Linked DNA regions of Homo sapiens: region 1 is linked to region 2. A link is an interaction called in ENCODE POLR2A ChIA-PET data of the cell type or tissue named here. Cell type or tissue: Panc1. All regions are shown on one strand. Links, peaks and the distances in the headings refer to the core of each region. The heading gives the core; the rest is flanking DNA.

Evidence for each region. ChIA-PET counts read pairs that join two places held together with the same protein. Peaks named below come from ENCODE experiments on the same cell type or tissue, not always from the same donor. Only the 100,000 strongest peaks of a DNase experiment are listed, where the experiment ranks them.
Region 1: POLR2A ChIA-PET joins it to region 2 with 8 read pairs; 2 of 35 experiments call an interaction of 5 or more read pairs at or near these places.

Annotation. Positions count from the first base shown.
Region 1 is chr10:78,885,015-78,893,014 of GRCh38, reverse strand. No RefSeq gene overlaps it. Among named protein-coding and RNA genes, the nearest start is that of ZMIZ1-AS1, 180 kb to the left of the region's middle. In Panc1, for the core only: no CTCF peak of the experiment used is centred there; no DNase peak of the experiment used is centred there.
Region 2 is chr10:79,088,015-79,096,014 of GRCh38, reverse strand. The region is part of intron 1 of ZMIZ1 (zinc finger MIZ-type containing 1); the gene reads right to left. Among named protein-coding and RNA genes, the nearest start is that of ZMIZ1, 23 kb to the right of the region's middle. RefSeq lists cis regulatory regions at 1,801-2,301, 1,827-2,330 and enhancers at 4,702-5,201, 5,202-5,703, 6,325-7,311, 7,312-8,000. In Panc1, for the core only: no CTCF peak of the experiment used is centred there; no DNase peak of the experiment used is centred there; H3K4me3 peaks cover 124 bases; H3K27ac peaks cover 1,042 bases.

The DNA.
Region 1 (8,000 bases), core at 1,864-6,863, 200 kb after region 2:
TACCTCCTGGAGGACAAAAGGCTGAGTCAGCTCTCCAGGGATGCTCTCTCAAGGTTCCAGAGAGTCTGGGTGTCTCAGCACCAGTGCTCAGGCTGCTAATGGAGTCAGAGTGAATTCAGGGCTGATACCACAGCCCTGAAATGTGGAGTGCACTGGAGAAGCCATGGGCTCTTTTTTTCTTTTCTTTTTTTTTTTTTTAAGTACCTCCCACACGATAGGTTTCCTTTAAATCAGGAACTGGTTGTCTGCATTTCAGGCTTCTGGTAACTTCCTCCCTGGCCCTATAAAGGCCACAGGAGGAACAATTAGATGCCCCTGATGCTGAGGGATGTAAAGGGGCCAAAGAGGTGGGCTGTGCCCCTCCCGGCTGTCCTGTGTGGCATGGAGAGCATAACACCCCCCAGGAAAGCCCACTCTACAGGGTTCTCAGCTGCTCAAGCACGTGGGCGAGCATGTGGGCGGGCATGTGGGTGGGCATGTGGGTGGGCCATGGCTCTCCAGAGCTGACTTGCATGTGCATAGAAGTCAGAGGTGGAAATGAGGAAGACAGCTTTGGGCAAGATGACCTCGGAGGCCCAGAGAGGTTAATTGACCTGCCAAGGGTGGTGTAGCTGGTTGGGTGACCTGGGTTAGACTCTCCTTCCCCAGGTCCTTTCCACACTTGACCCTGAATTAATCCACTCACCTTCCACTGCCCTCTCACCACTGTGAGACAGTGCAGAGCTCACAGGTCATGGGTTTCACTGTATCAGCTACTGCTCCTGGCAGAATCACTCTGTTTTTGTGTGGCTGTTGCCTTTCTGAGGAGACCATAAGCACAGGGTAATGGGGGAAGACCTGGCTTTTGTGACCTTCACTGAGCTGCTCCCGCTCTGAGGGCCTGCTTCCTCTTCTGAAAACTGAAGCGGGGAATGCCATCATTTTTCAGGGCATTGCTGCAAGGTGGAAAGGAGGTGCCATATCAGTGCTCAGCAAAGTTCTTCCTGGAAATAACCTTCCTCTAAGAAAAAGTTACTACTTCCTACAAGTTCTGCAGGGACTGGTGAGCTAAGCTCTATGTTCTAAAAGTATGGTCCCCAGGCCAGCAGCCAGAGCATCATATGGGGACTTGTTAAAATGGAAATCTCAAGCCCCTTCCCATACCTATGGAATCAAAAACTCTGAAGGTGGGGCCCAACAATCTGTATTGTAGCAAGCCCTCCAGGCGATTCTCATGCCTCCTAAGTTTGAGAGCCCATGGCTAGGCATTCCATTTCTATGGGCTCAGAGGAGAGAAAGACCACTGTGGACTGGGGTGTGTGGTCCAGGAAGGCTTCCCAGGGTTGATGACATTAGAAAGGAGCAGTTGAGTAGCAAGTTGAAGCTGGGTGATGAAGAGGCATTTGGGTGTGAGGAACAGTACACAGGAGAGGAAATGTTGAAGGCAGATTTGCCAAAGCCTCCCCTGCTCCCACCAATGCCCACAAGACTGTCAGAATAATCACCAAGGCTATGATTGGGATTCAGATTTGATCTTGATGGGGTTATAATAAATGCTACATCTGAATTGGGTCATAAAGGCAAAATCAGGGCCAGATGACCATCCATTCATCCATCCATCCATCCATCCATCAATACATCCATACATCCGTCCATCCAATGCCTATCTGTCCATCTGTTCAGCTATCCATTCATCCATACATCCAATGTCCATCTATCCATCTGTTCATCTATCCATCCATATATTCATTTATCCATTCATCCATCCATCCATCCATCCATCCATTCTTTCTTTCTATCAAAATTTACTGAGCCTTTACTCTGTGTCAAGCATTAAGCTATGCTCTTGGCTTGCAGAGATGAAACAACCAGAGATACCAACTTGTGTGCTTTGATAACTTAAACAATTGAGTAATAGGAAAAATCTGCTTAAAAAAATAAAAAAACTTCCACCGAACTTTACTATCTAAAGTATTAGATTTAAAATGTCTGGGTGGCATGAAATAGAAACAATACTTAAATTTCAAGTCTGGTCCTGTCTTTGAGGTGCTTGTAAGACTGGGTGTAGGAATGAGACATGTCAAGAGTGGAACATCACCCAGGGGAGGGGCACAAATAACCGGACTCATTTGTTTGCTTGTGGAGCTTCCCACCTCTCCTTCTTATCTATTTTCTGATTTAATCCTGGAAACAATACTGTGAAGTCTGAGGAAATTCAGACTCAGAATTTAAATGACTTGCCTCGAGTTACAAAGGAAATGAGTTAAGGAGCCATCATGAAACCTGAATGTTCAGGTCCTTCCAAATCCTGAGCTCCGCCCCTCTGGCTGCTACCCAAAGGAGTGAAGTATCAGGTCCTGTGTTCCCTGGGTCCTATTTTGGGCAAGGTGGGCCCCTTCTGGGATGCCTAGGCTGCTCACTCCACCCATGTGAAAAGATAATTGTGGAGCCATGTCTAACCCAGAAAGCAACTCAGGAATCACAAGATCCATTTCCAAAGAAAAGTCATCCATTTTCCAAGCACAGGCCGCTGGAGGGAACTGGGAGACACTGGCCCTAGCGCCAAGCCTGGCTCTGACATCAGAATAAGAAACCACCCAGCTTCCCAACACCTATCAATTCCCAAGAATTTAACGCCTTACCCATGCTAGCAGGTCACTGTGAAAAAAAAAAAACCACAACAAACCACACACACTGGTAGTAAAAATGTGGCTCTTTGAACAATATTAAAACACTTCAGTAACCTTTCATATAGAATTAATTAACATAAAACCCAGCATCCTCATTGCTGCAGAGTCCTAAAGTGGTTGCCAGAATTTAATTAGACTTAACCTTTTTTCCTACACCAGTACCGCTTTATAATAACTGCAAATCATTATTAATTCCTTTGGTGTTCACTGTAATAACATTAATCATGATGAACTTCTTTCTGTAGTAATGTGTATGTAATATGTAATTCCATAGCAATTTAGTATTAGTTAAAGCTAAATTGAAATTAATTTCACAAAAAGATACTATTTGTTATTGGATACTGTGTATTCAGAAAATAATATTTTAGGGCAATTTATATTAAGGTGGCCAGATTAGGAGGCATTTGGCAATCTGCTGAAAGTTCCCAGGCAGAACTATTTGCTTCTGATTACTGGAGCATATCTGATTGCTGGCATCTCGTATCCCAAGGTACTTGAAATATCAAACCAGAAAATGGGGAGGCTATTATGGGATGGTCTTTTGAGATCCGGTACCTTATCCATCTGAAGGCACAGCGTTGGACAAGAAGCTGCCTTCGAGTCGTTTCCAGATCCCGAGCCTATGATTTATTATGCCAGATCTCAGGGTCCTGGTCACTTCTCGGGCCTCTCCCAGGCTTAGTCTTCTCTTCTGTGCAATGGTTATATTGTCCTTTCATGGTGGTCTTCAGGATCTCCAAAGGTGTGATAAATTGAGAGTGACTTGAAAAATAAGAATAGCTGAGAACATACATGATTCTAGAAAGGAGAAACAATGACCTGTGTGTGTCTTATTTTGGTTTTTTGTCTTGTTTATTTTTATGGTGAAGTGTTTGCAAATAGAGGTGCTGGGAAGGTAAAGTAAGGGTTTTTAAAGACATCAAGTATATTTGTCACTAATTTTCAGAAGCCACCTTGTCCCAGCTCTGCCCTTCACTGAATCTTTCCAGACATACCTGTGTCACAACCTCCGGGGGACTTTCCTCTTTCATTCATCCTTTCATCTCACTGTGCTGCAGTTAGACACACAAAGAAGAACAAGACAGAACTCTGCCTTCAAGAAGCTGGTGGTCCAGGGCACAGTGACTAGAGACGGATAACTAAAGAATATTATAATGAGGGTAGTAGAGATGCGCTCTGGTCAGGAGTGATATTACAAATAAATAACAGCAGGTAAGGCACAGGTTGTGACCAATCAATGCATCAGGGGGCTTCCAGGTGCACACTAGCTGGACACCAGCAGGCAGAAGATGATGAATCCCAGGAGAAAGTCCTCTAGCCTGGTGTACAGGTAGGTGGTATTCAGGGAAGCCTCCCTAGAGGACAGAGCCTTAGGCTAAAGTGGACTTTGGCCAAGACTGGGGAATAGCTGGGGCAAAGCTCAGAGACAAGAGGCAACCTGATGTGTAGGAGACAGTAACTATGAGCAGATTGCCCTTGTGAGGGATCCAGTGTCCCCAGCAGGATGGGACAGCCTCACTACTGCTGTGTGTGGGGTCATCTCTAAGGGCTTACTAAGCACTGGGAAGTGAGGACATTAAAAGCTAAGGGTGGGGCCGGGCGCAGTGGCTCACACCTGTAATCCCAGCACTTTGGGAGGCCAAGGTTGGCAGATAACTTGAGGCCAGCAGTTCGAGACCAGCCTGACCAACACAGCGAAACCCTGTCTCTACTAAAAATACAAAAAAATTAGCCAGGCATGGTAGCACATGACTGTAATCCTAGCTACTTGGGAGGCTGAGGCACGAGAATTGCTTGAACTCAGGAGGTGGAAGTTGCAGCAAGCCAAGATCGTGCCACTGCATTCCAGCCGGGTGATGGAGTGAGACCCTGTCTCAAGAAAAAAACAACAACAACAAAAAAAAACAATTAAGGGTGGGGTGGGGGGAATGCAATGGAGCAGGGACATTGCTTTTTTTTTTCTTTGTTTTGAGCATTAGAAAAATGACCTCACTATTATGAAAGGAGTAATATATGCCACATAAAAATTAAACACTTATGTCTGGAAATAGATATCATAAGCAAAGTCAAAAGACATATGATAGATGTTGGAAGTAGAGATTTATAACATATATTACAAAAAATTGATAGCCTTTCTCTAGAAGAAGCTTTTTACAAATTGATTGGAAAAAGACAAATAACCTAGGCGCTAAATGGACAAGGGAAAGCCTCAAATAACCAATAACTTGGAAAAAAAAAAGCCATCATAACAAATAATCAAGGAAATTAAAATTAAAATAACAAAATATCAGTTTTTAAACCACATGGACAAAAATCTAAAAGTGTTGGTAGCATTCATTCCTGTTGAGGGAAAGTGTGCACTCTTATACATGCTGGGTAGATGTGTAATTAGGGCACAATCTTTTCACTATTAACATTTAAGTGTTTAAAAAACCTGAGTGTTCATGTACAAGGATATGTTTAAAAATAGCTTTATAGAGATAAAATTGACATACAATTATAATCAAAAAGCCTGTTTTTAGAAATCTAGATTTTGCAAATCTTACATCAGGAAATCATGATGTAAGAAAGTGAGGTAAGATGTTTAAAAAACCTGAATGTTCGTGTATAAGGGCATGTTTAAATAAAAAGTACACCCAGCTATGAAATATTAATCAGTGACTTTGAAGGATGCCTGGGGTAATTTTATTAGATGAGTAAAGCAGAATATTCACTTTAAACCCATTGATGTTAAAAAAAACATAAAACATGCTCATTATAAAGAATTCAAGAAATTAAAAAGACTACTAAGAAAAAGATAATCCCCACAAGATGTGATCCCCAGAAATCAACCCATATGCATATCCTGATAGAAGTCTATATAGACACGAACATATAGGTGGAGTTATATAACCTGAGATACTTAATATAAAGTTTTAAAATTAAATTTTATTTTCACTTAAAGGAAGAAAAAGAAACTAAAGTGAAATGGAAGGAATGATCTATTTAGATAAATATTTCTTCAGCACAAGATGGTATTATTTTCTAACAGATTCCCTCTAAGGGATTACAGAAAATATGAGGAGGTTGGAGCCAGTAGCCAGTTTTAAATGACATATTTTAAATTTATACAGTATTTATTGATGTCCTGCTCAGAAAGATGAGGACAGCACCCCTACACTTCTCCCATCTCTCTCTTCTCATTGCTGATGTTGTTACTTATATTATTATTTTTACATTTTAGACTGTATAACATCTCTATCTCTTCTGTAGGCACAATTATGTCTGTTTTTAAGTCTTAGGGAAAAATTTAATAGACTCAGCTTAAAACTAGTCCTTCTCATCCACAGCTTCCTTCACTAGACCCATGTAAAGTTTGTTTCGATGTATCTGTTAGTTGACTGATGTATTGGTCAGAGTTTGATTCCACTGTGTCTAACAACAACAAATGGTGGCTTCAGCCAAATAAAAGCTTATTTCTTTTTCCCATAAAATAAGTTTGGAGGTAGCAGTCTAGGGAAGGTTTGGAAGATCCACAAAATCACCTGACAGTCTAATTCCTTTTAGTTAACTTCTCTACCAACGTTTGGTTCAGGCTTTGTTCTCATGGTTTAAGATGGATGGTGCTAAAACTCTACCCATCCCATCTGCCTTGTAGGCAACAGGATGGATGAAAGCTTCCTTCCTTTTAATTAGACTTCCTGCTGGTGGCATACATAACTTCTGCTTACACACCATTGGCTAAGACTTCATTACTTGACCATAGCTAATTGCAAGGGAGGCTATGGAAGGTGGTCTTATAGGTGGGTGAGAATGAGCCCAGGAAAATATCAGAGTTCTTGTGACTGAAGAAGAAGGAAACACCCACTGGGGGGACAATAGTCTCTACCACTGAATTTCTACCACTACTAGCTGAATTTCATCAACAAATAGCTTTTCTGCAAGAGATCATGAGTACTATAATTCCTTCAATTTTTTCATATGTAGAGATATCTTTCAGTGGCCTCTATTCTTGAATGACATCTTGGCTGGGTATAATAATATTGGTATACATTTTCTTTCCATCAGAATTTTGAATATATTCCTCCACTGTCTTCTGGAATTGTTACCAAAGATTCTGAGTACAGCTTGGTTTACTGATCACTTCCTTTTCTACTCTGACTCCTGAAGAGTTATTTCCTTGTTCTTAAAGTTCAACAGTATTACTAGGTTATGTCTTGATGTTGATTTTTCTGTACCATCTCCCTGCCTCCCATTCCCAAGCCCCTTGGGAACAGTGTGCTTTTTAATCAGCAAATCCCATTATTTCTCTTTTCATGAATTTAAGATTTCTATCTTTATTATATTTCTGTTTCATCTATTATGCTTTCTAGTATGAAAGCATCAGTTATTTTAATAGAAGGTCAATTTTGTCCTCCAAATCCATGAACATCCCACTATGTTCTTTGACCTTCTTGTGTTTGTCCTGTGCCTTCACTGTGCTCATCTGCAGCAGAGGTGTCGCATAGGGACGTGAGGGCTGTGGGCTGTGTAACCCCAGTGTGCTCTGTTCACATTAGGGGCTAAGATGATGTGAATGGGGCTCCCTGGTGTTGTACAACTTGGTGGCATATTTTCAAATCTTTCCCTGACCTCAGGAATTAATTTTTCATCTATGTTTATTACGTTCTTAATTTTTTATGATTTATTTATTGATTCACTAACATTATTATATTGTTTGCTCTCATTTTGTTTTGTTGGCTCTGGAGCTCCCTTTTCCTATTGCTCTTTGCTTTTAAAAATAGCTTTATAGAGATATAATTGACATACAAACAGCTGTATGGATTTAAAGTGACAAATTGATAAACTTTGGCATACGAATACCTCATAAAAACAATAAATCAATTGATGTAATGAACATATGCAGTGCTCCCCAAAGTCTCCTTGTGCTTCCTGATAATCCCGCCTTCTTGCTCCTCCCTTCCACTAGCCCTCCCCTCAGGCAACCGTGAATCTGATTTCTGTTACTATAGGTTAGAGTTTTATAGAAATGGAATTATTCTCTTCCCCCATCACCACCCCCAATCACGTACATATAGTTGGTGGAGGGAGGTCTGGCTTCTTTCACTGAGCATAATTATTTTGAGATTCATCCATGTTACTGTGTGTTTCAATAATTCATCCCTTTTTTATTTTTTGAGGCGGAGTTTCGCTCTTGTTGGCTGGAGTGCAATGGCGCAATCTCAGCTCACCGCAACCTCCACCTCCTGGGTTCAAGTGATTCTCCTGCCTCAGCCTCCTGAGTAGCTGGGATTACAGGCATGTGCCTCCACACCCAGCTAATTATTTTATATTTTTAATAGAGACGGGGTT
Region 2 (8,000 bases), core at 1,996-6,995:
TTCTGCTCAATTACCTCCCCTATAAAACAGAGGGGAGAGGCCTGTGGCCCCACCTGCCTCACGGGGATCTGCAGGTTCAGCAACAGAGGAGACATCCCTAGATGGCCACACGTAGTACACACAAGGTGCCTTTAGCGCTGCTGTCTGCTGGTGCTTCAAACTGACCACCAGGACACAGATGCAGGGACCCCAGCAGCCCCAAGATGTGGATCTGAGAAAGGCTTAGAACAATGAAGTCTGGCCTCTGAGGAAGAAATTGATTGCACCCTGAAGATTAACCGGGAGCCACACGGGGTGCGGGGGTCTGCACGATGTGTCCAGATGAACAGGTACCGAGGGGCCTCCTCACGGTAGCCTTTGTTAGGTGCGTTCCAAGCCCAAGGTAATAGATCAGGCGCCTGGAGAAGATGGGAAGCAGCATAGATCTGCACTCAGAGCAGTCAGGTAAGAAGGATGAGGCCTCCCTTACCTAACCGGAGAGACCTGCCTGACACCCGGAAAGGCCGCATGGCCAGGTGAGAACTGGTTAGGTCAGGAGAATGGGGTTGGCTCTGCACAAGGGTTATTGCCAAAAAGCAAAGGGGTAAAGAAGTGGGCCTGGAAGGGGCGGTCTTCTAACTATCGGTATCATGGTTATTGTTTTTTATAACAGTACTATTGAAATTAAATCAGGAAAATATTTGACTTGATAGCGTTCTGCCCTCAAAACAGATGTTTTTCCCTTGAAATGTATGTTATAGACATGACTGATTTATGAGCATTCACCATGTGGCCAGCCCTATGCTGAGCACTAAGTGTACATGAGCATATTTTGTCTTTCCAACAACCTTAATCGTTCCCACTTTCTACCCATGAAAACTGAGGTCCTGAGAGGAAGTCAAATGCCCAAGGTCCCACAAGTGGAAGACACAGGATATGAACCTAGGCTGGTCTGAGAGTCAGAGCTCCTGTAGCCAGCTGGGCAGGGACAGCCCTCTCTGGTCCAAGGGCCCCAGGCCTCTGATCAGCATCCAGCGCCACTGCTTGCTTGCTTTCTCTCTCTCTCTTTTTTTTTTTTTTTCCAGGAGGGGCAGGGTCTTGCTCTGTCACACAGGCTGGACTGCAGTGGCGCAACTGTGGCTCACTACAGCCTCGACCTCCTGGGCTCAAGCAATCTTCTCATCTCAGCCTCCCCAGTAGCTGGGACTAAAGGTGCACACCACCATGCTCAGCTAGTTTTTGTATTTCTGGTAAAGACAGGGTTTCACTGTGTTGCCCAGGCTAGTCTCGAACTCCTGAGCTCAAGCGATCCGCTCACCTTGGCCTCCCAAAGTGCAGGGATTAGAGGCGTGAGCCACTGTGCACCTGGCCTAGCCCCATTGCTTTCTGAAGAAGACAGTGATGCCCAGCGAGGCCTTGGTCTTGTCCAAAATCACTCTGTCATCCCACAGCAGGGCAGGGACAACGGACAGATACATCTACTGTTGACTTCATCTCACTTCATTCTCAAAATAACCTGGGAAGTAAGCAGTACCCATTTCATGGCCAAGGAATCTGGCTCTAGAAAGCCAAAGTAACCGACAGTGGCAGTGTGCGAGAAGGTTTGAACCCAGGCCGCTGAGCTCTGCAGACTGTCTGGCAGCCTCTATGCAATGACCCCAGTTTCCTGAGATCTGGCTCTGGCTCCAGCTCCCTCCGGGTTGCAGGGAGAGCAGAGGCCGCCTTGGCCCCAGCGTTCGTGGCCTTCTGAGTCGCCCGTGGGCTCTGCACCTGGCATGCAATGCCAGCAGCCTCGGTAAACAGGCCCGGCTGCAGCCGGACTCACCCGGCTCGCTTGTGCCGAGGAAGCCAGGTCGGAGGAAGGGTTCCTTGGCATTTCCAGCAGCAGCGCTCTCTTACTCAATTAGGCCCTTTCTGTCCAAAGGGCAGCTGTGACGTGTGGAACAGGTCTGTGGTGTCAATATGAACCCAGCATTGTACAGCTGGGGACATACAATGCCCTCGGTCGACTGTTTATTTATAAATCCACCCAGTGCTCACTGCGGCCTTTACACTCAGCTCTTTCCCAAAATGCAAATTGGCTTCTTCCTGTAAGTCAAACCGACTTGCTCGAGCTGATAAAAATCATCCCAAACGGGCTCTTTTATCTCCCCAATACACAAAGTCCTCTGCACCCACACCTCCTAGAAAGAGGAAGACTGTCTGTCTGCAGAGTGCTTGCGGCAGGGATGGCCCAGAGAGAGGCCCTGAAGAGGCACGCAAGGGCATGGGAGGGTGTGCATAGGGTAGTGGGAGCCAGGATCTAAACTCACAGGCCTGCATTCAAATCCTGCCTAAAACGCCTTCTGGCTCTGTGGCCCTAATCACTCTGAGCACATCACGTACGCATGTGTGTAAAACTGGGATACAGGCCAGGCGTGGTGGCTCACACCTCTCATCCTAGCACTTTGGGAGGCCAAAGTGGGTGGATCACTTGAGGTCAGGAGTTCAAGACCAGCCTGGCCAACATGGTGAAACCCCATCTCTACTAAAAATACAAAAATTACCCAGGCATGGTGGCAGGCGCCTGTAATCCCAGTTACTCGGGAGGCTGAGGCCGGAGAATCGCTTGAACCCAGGAGGCAGGATTGCAGTGAGCTGAGATCACGCTACTGCACTCCAGCCTGGGCAACAGAGTGAGACTCTGTCTCAAAATAAATAAATAAATAAATAAATAAATAAATAAATAAATAAATAAATAAATAAAATAAAACTGGGGTACAGCAGTCCTTCCCGCGTAGGGTTCTTCAGAACAGTAAATGAGATAATGCACATAAACTGCATGGCACAGTGCAGAGAACCTAAAGCATCCCCTGAATATGTGTGTGTGTGTGTGTGTGTGTGTGTGTGTGTGTGTGTGTTGGGGGTGGGGGGGGTGGTAGAAAGAATAATAATTATCTGAAGCTTGGACCTGCCACTCATTCATTCTCTTGCTGGGTACTCTCTGTACCTCAGTTTCCCCCACTGCTCTTTGAACCCCCAGGAACCTCTCTCCTACTGGCTGGTAGCTCAGCCCCTCAACTGCTTGCATTGTATTCAAACGGCTTTGGGGGTGCTGCTTCCGGTACTGTCTCCTCACTATCTCAAGGGCTCTATTATCAGAAAATCAAAATCTGTTCCAAAAGAAAAAAAACAAAATACACCCATCTTACAGAAAAGCGAGCTACCTGACCACCCCTCTGCCAGCTGGTGTCCAGATTTCAAAGAGCCACGAGCATCACTTAAAGGCACATGCCTTGTGCAAGGCTTGCTGGGAGATATCAGGGATCTGATATGGGTTTGTAACCAAGTAGACTAATCAGGGGCCTCCAGGAGTGGGCAGGAAGTGCAAAGAAATGTCAAATGGGCCTAGAAGTCACCAGAGACCAAGAAGCGTACACAGAAACCTCTTGGCCGAGGTTCCAAGGCTTATAAGGAGGTGTTGCGATGCTACTGTGACAACAGGTATGGGGCTCTGCCCACAGGGGGACACCCCTAGCCGCAGCCCAAGCCTGGGTCTCCTAGCACAACAACAGCCACACTGCGTGCAGCGAGGCTTAGGTTATCAGCACGGATCCATTTATGGAGGAGAACGCCAAGGCCTGGAAGAGGGAGGTGACTGACCCAAGATCACATGGCTTGTTGGTAATGAAACCCAGGTCCTAGGGTCACCCCCAATCTGGAGAACAGAGGGAAGCCAGCAGCCATGAAATGGCCATGCCATGGCAGCCACCAGTTTTCCAGAAGGGGATGAGAACAGGCAATGTCAGTTCACAAAGAACTTCCCCTCCCTGTGTCTCCAGCACTCCTCACAGCAGCAGGCAGACAGGCTGGGTGGAGTTGCAGAATCTCCCCATTTTGCAGGTTGAGGACAGAGGCACAGGAGTAGCCAGACCAAGCCTGCACCCAGATCTTCAGAAGCCCCAGCTGCTGCTGCCACCTCCTCTCCCACTCAGCATGGAGCGGGGCTGGTGGGAACAGCACCAGCCCCTAAGCCCTGCCCCATCCCACCCAGTACAGGGAGCCTGGTTGGTCCTGAAGTACACCTCAGGGACTCCACTCACCTGCCTAATTAATAGGCTCAGGTCTCCTCCAACCCAGGTGGCTCCCTGTCACTAAATCTCCTAAAACACTGCTCTGTCCTCACCCAGTCTGTCACACACCTCTCCCTCCCCACTTCTAGAATAAGTGTTCCCTCCTAACCCTGGCTTCCTTCTGGGGTCCCAGCCATCCCTAGAAACTTGGCCTCTGTTCTTCCCCTAAAGTCCATGGGTGCTGGCTGAGCTGCCCCAGCACCCCCACAGGCACACCTCCCTTCCTTTGGTCATGCCGGTTCCACCGCCCAGAAGTACCTTTCCTCCCGCTCCTTGCCTTGTTCTAGCTAAAGCCTCTCCATCCTCAGTGCAGCCCTTAAATGCCCCCTCCTCCAGGAGGCCCCTCCCCACCGACCACTCTAGCTCATTCTCATCTCACTCCTTGGAACTTATTAGCCGATTTCTCTGAAGCTTTCAGTACTCCTTGCAGCTATTCTGCTGAGTAGCCAAGGTTGTTTCCAATGCAGACTGTGAAACTCCTTGAGGTCAGGGTCTGAGGACTCTTGTTTGGCCATCCTTCTAATGGAGAAATATTGCCTTAGCCTGTGCCGTTATGGCCCCCGTGCTAGGGGATAAGAGACAAGGCTCTGGCTTTGCAGAACAGCTCGAGTCTAGAAATAGGCCAATAAATAGGCAGTTGCCCACATAAATACATATACCTACTTATGTACTCACAAAATTTTAAAATTTTAAGTTAAAAAAAAGAGGCAGCTGCCATTGCACATCATGGTGGCTTGAACAGGGAAAGCAAAGAGGGCTGTGGAAATGAATGTCACCCAGTCCAGCTTCCCCAAAGCACAGGACCCTCCCCTAGAAGATGCTGGAGAAGGTCTCTTGGTAGACTGAAATTGCTGCAAGAGATTAATTCATCTGGGCTCAAGACAGCAGAGGTCTAGGTGGGGAGTGGTGGAAGCAGGACAGGTGAGTGTGAGCCCCCCAAGGCGGGGCCCTCTATTGGCACAGACGGGCAGAGGACAGCCCTGGAACCCCAGCAATAGGGAGGAAGCCCTTGACCTGGCGATGAGGCCAGTGTATCCCGATGGAAAAGGCAGCAAGACCTAAGGCTGTCAAACCCGGCATGGCCCAGCTGGGCAGTCTGGCCCTGGGCACATACATCCCTGGCTTCTCAAAGTGGGCACCCCCCAAACCTCAGCTCCCACAATGCACATCAGCCTTGTGGGTGAGCATCTTTTCACTCTGGTTTTGTGAGCAGGCTGCTCCAGATGGACCCGTGAAAGGAAACGCACCGCTGCACACTGCTGGCTCTTGGCCTAGTAGTCCCAGCCACTATCTGCAACTCTCAACATCTCAGCACATGGCTTCATTGTTCTTGCACCTCAAAGCCTTCTCTGGAGAAGGACACAGATTTCTGGAGAAATAAATAAACGGGATCCCACATGCCAGTAGGGTGACTGTGACCACATTCCCACCTCCAGCTTCCTGTCACCAGTCCCCTACCCCACCAGCCCCACACCCTGAGAGGGGGCAGAAGGTCCTTCTCTCCCTCCAAGTATGTCTCCTCTTCCAAACGGGGTCTCCTTGTGGGTCTTGAGCAATCTTGCCACAGCCACAGGGGGCCTCCAGGTCCCCATGGGGGATGAGAAAAAAAACCCTCCAAGTCCCATGCCCAGGCTCGGTTGCTTTCAGCAACTTCCCTCCCCACTGCTCAGGGGCACCACAAAACACTAAGCACCCCAGGCACTGCACCTGGGAGTCCCTCCCTCTCCAGGGATTGTTTTCCCACCTGTAAAATGGGGCAGCTAAACTCAATGACAGCAAGCTGTCTCCTGGGTCCCCACTTACATTCTAACTGAGCCTTAAGACACAGCAGTAGGGTCATTCAGAAGGGAGGTGAGGGAAAGAAGGCAGGATGAGGGAGAGGTGGGGTTGTCCCTGGTTGCAGAAGCCTTAAAAGCTGGTAAAAGGCTTAATCCTGCATAATGATTTACAAAGTGACAAGTAAAATAGATTTACCGTGACAGCTTGAAAGGAGAGCCACAGAAATAAAATTACACTCCGGCGCATCCCGTCTCTCTACAACCTGTCCCCTCCCTTCCGAAAGCCAGGAGCTTGTAAGGGCACACATGGACATGTGCCTGGGTAAAAAGGGAGCAGGTGGCCTGAGGGGTAGGGGGTGGGGGTCTGGGGAGTGGGAGAGGGACAAAGGAGGTGGTAGGACTGGCCCTGCCCAGGAAGGCTGTCCCAGGTGCGGCCAATAGGGTCTTGCTCATGCTCACGGAGGTGGTGATCTCAGTGGCCCTCGGAACTGACACATCCTCCCTGGGATTTTGTCTTCAGGGAGCATGCAGCAGGCACCTCAAGTGCTCCCTGCACCCAGAACCCCTAATTTCTACCTGACTCCTCTGATCCAACACAGCAGTCCCAGTACCCCTCCGGGTTTTCAGGGCCCAGGGAGAGGGGTCCAGTGCTTCTGTCGGAAGGAGGCAAAGACTTCAATTGTACCAGACCAAAACCAAACTAGAGCAAACCGGAGAAGGCACAAAACACCCTGAGCTGAGTTCATCTCGTAGAAGGAAAGTGAGCCGGATGGATGGGGAGCACCTCGTGTTGTTGATGCCACTCTTCCACAATTTGTGTTTGCACAAGAGCCAAGGGCTTTTTCCTTCACTGATGTGGGGCCCACTTGGCTCCATCTGGGTGGGGAGAAGGATCTGACATGCGGAGGCTCCGGCCGTGGACCACGGAGAACCTCTCCTCCATGGGAATGAACCCCACCAGTTGCTTCGGGCTCTGAGGCTACGTGTCCACCTCCCCAAGTGTGGCACCAGCCCAGGTACCTGCTCAGCGCTGTCCTGTCGGAGGGGCAGGGGCAGACAACCATGTCCACAGGATACTCGTTTGTACAAACAGCCACGGACCAGAAAAGAAAAATCAAGCTGTGGCCTCACGTAGGGAGTAGAAGACCTGATTCCCTGAGCAGCTGTGGAGGCTGAACAAGTTCAGCACTCTGAACTCCAGCTTCCTCCTCTGCAAAATGGGATAATACCACCCACTTCAGAGGGGTGCTGCGACAGTCTCCAGACCCCAAAGTACCATGCCTGGTGCAGGAAGGATGTTCCCAAGGATGTGAGCTTTGCCTGGGGGAGCAAGGACTGAAATGCATTTGCAGTGGGGACCGCTAAATGGAAGCTCTGGTCTCAGACCTGGCTTAGGAAACGCACCTGCTCACAGCCCACCCACCTTCCCCAAGTCCCAGAAAGCAGCCAGCATTGCAGCAGATAAAAGATCTCAGAGTCGGAACAGTAGTCCTGGCCCAGGGACCCCTAAGCCTCCTTGCAGCCTCTGCTTAAAGCCTGTAGGGGCCGAGTCCCAGGGAAGGTTGGTGAAGGTTCCCATGTGTCCCTCTCTGTCACCCTCTCACTGGCAACTCCCGGCTCGACAAAATGCTGTCCTGCACCTTTAACCGAAAGAACCCAGGGCCGTGCCTAGGCAGGCCTGAACACCCATGTTTACCCAGCAGAAGGGTGGCCCTCCCCCAGCACCATGGCAAGCTGGAGCTCATTTGCCCACAGACTCGCCTGGTGCACAGGCAGTGCATATGAGGCCCCAGCCCCTGGCCCTGCCCAGGGAGTTTTGCCCAAGAAGCCTTGTGGCCTGGCCCAGGCTGCTGTTGCCGAGCCAATTCTCCCAGGAAGCCAAGCCTGGGCAGCGGCAATGCAGGCACAGCAAGCTCACAGGTATCCTCAGACCCAGTAGCTTTGGGCAAAACAACCTGACCCACAAAGCGCTCCTGGGAGCCTGGCATGGCCCAGCCATCTCTCTGGCTTTGGCTGGCAGGGGAAAGGGCAAAAGAAGGGGCCAGGGGTCAGACCATGCACATGGTCCACATCACAAAGCCGACCAGCTCTGGGAAAGGGTAGCCACCATGTGTTATTCAACTTGCAGGGA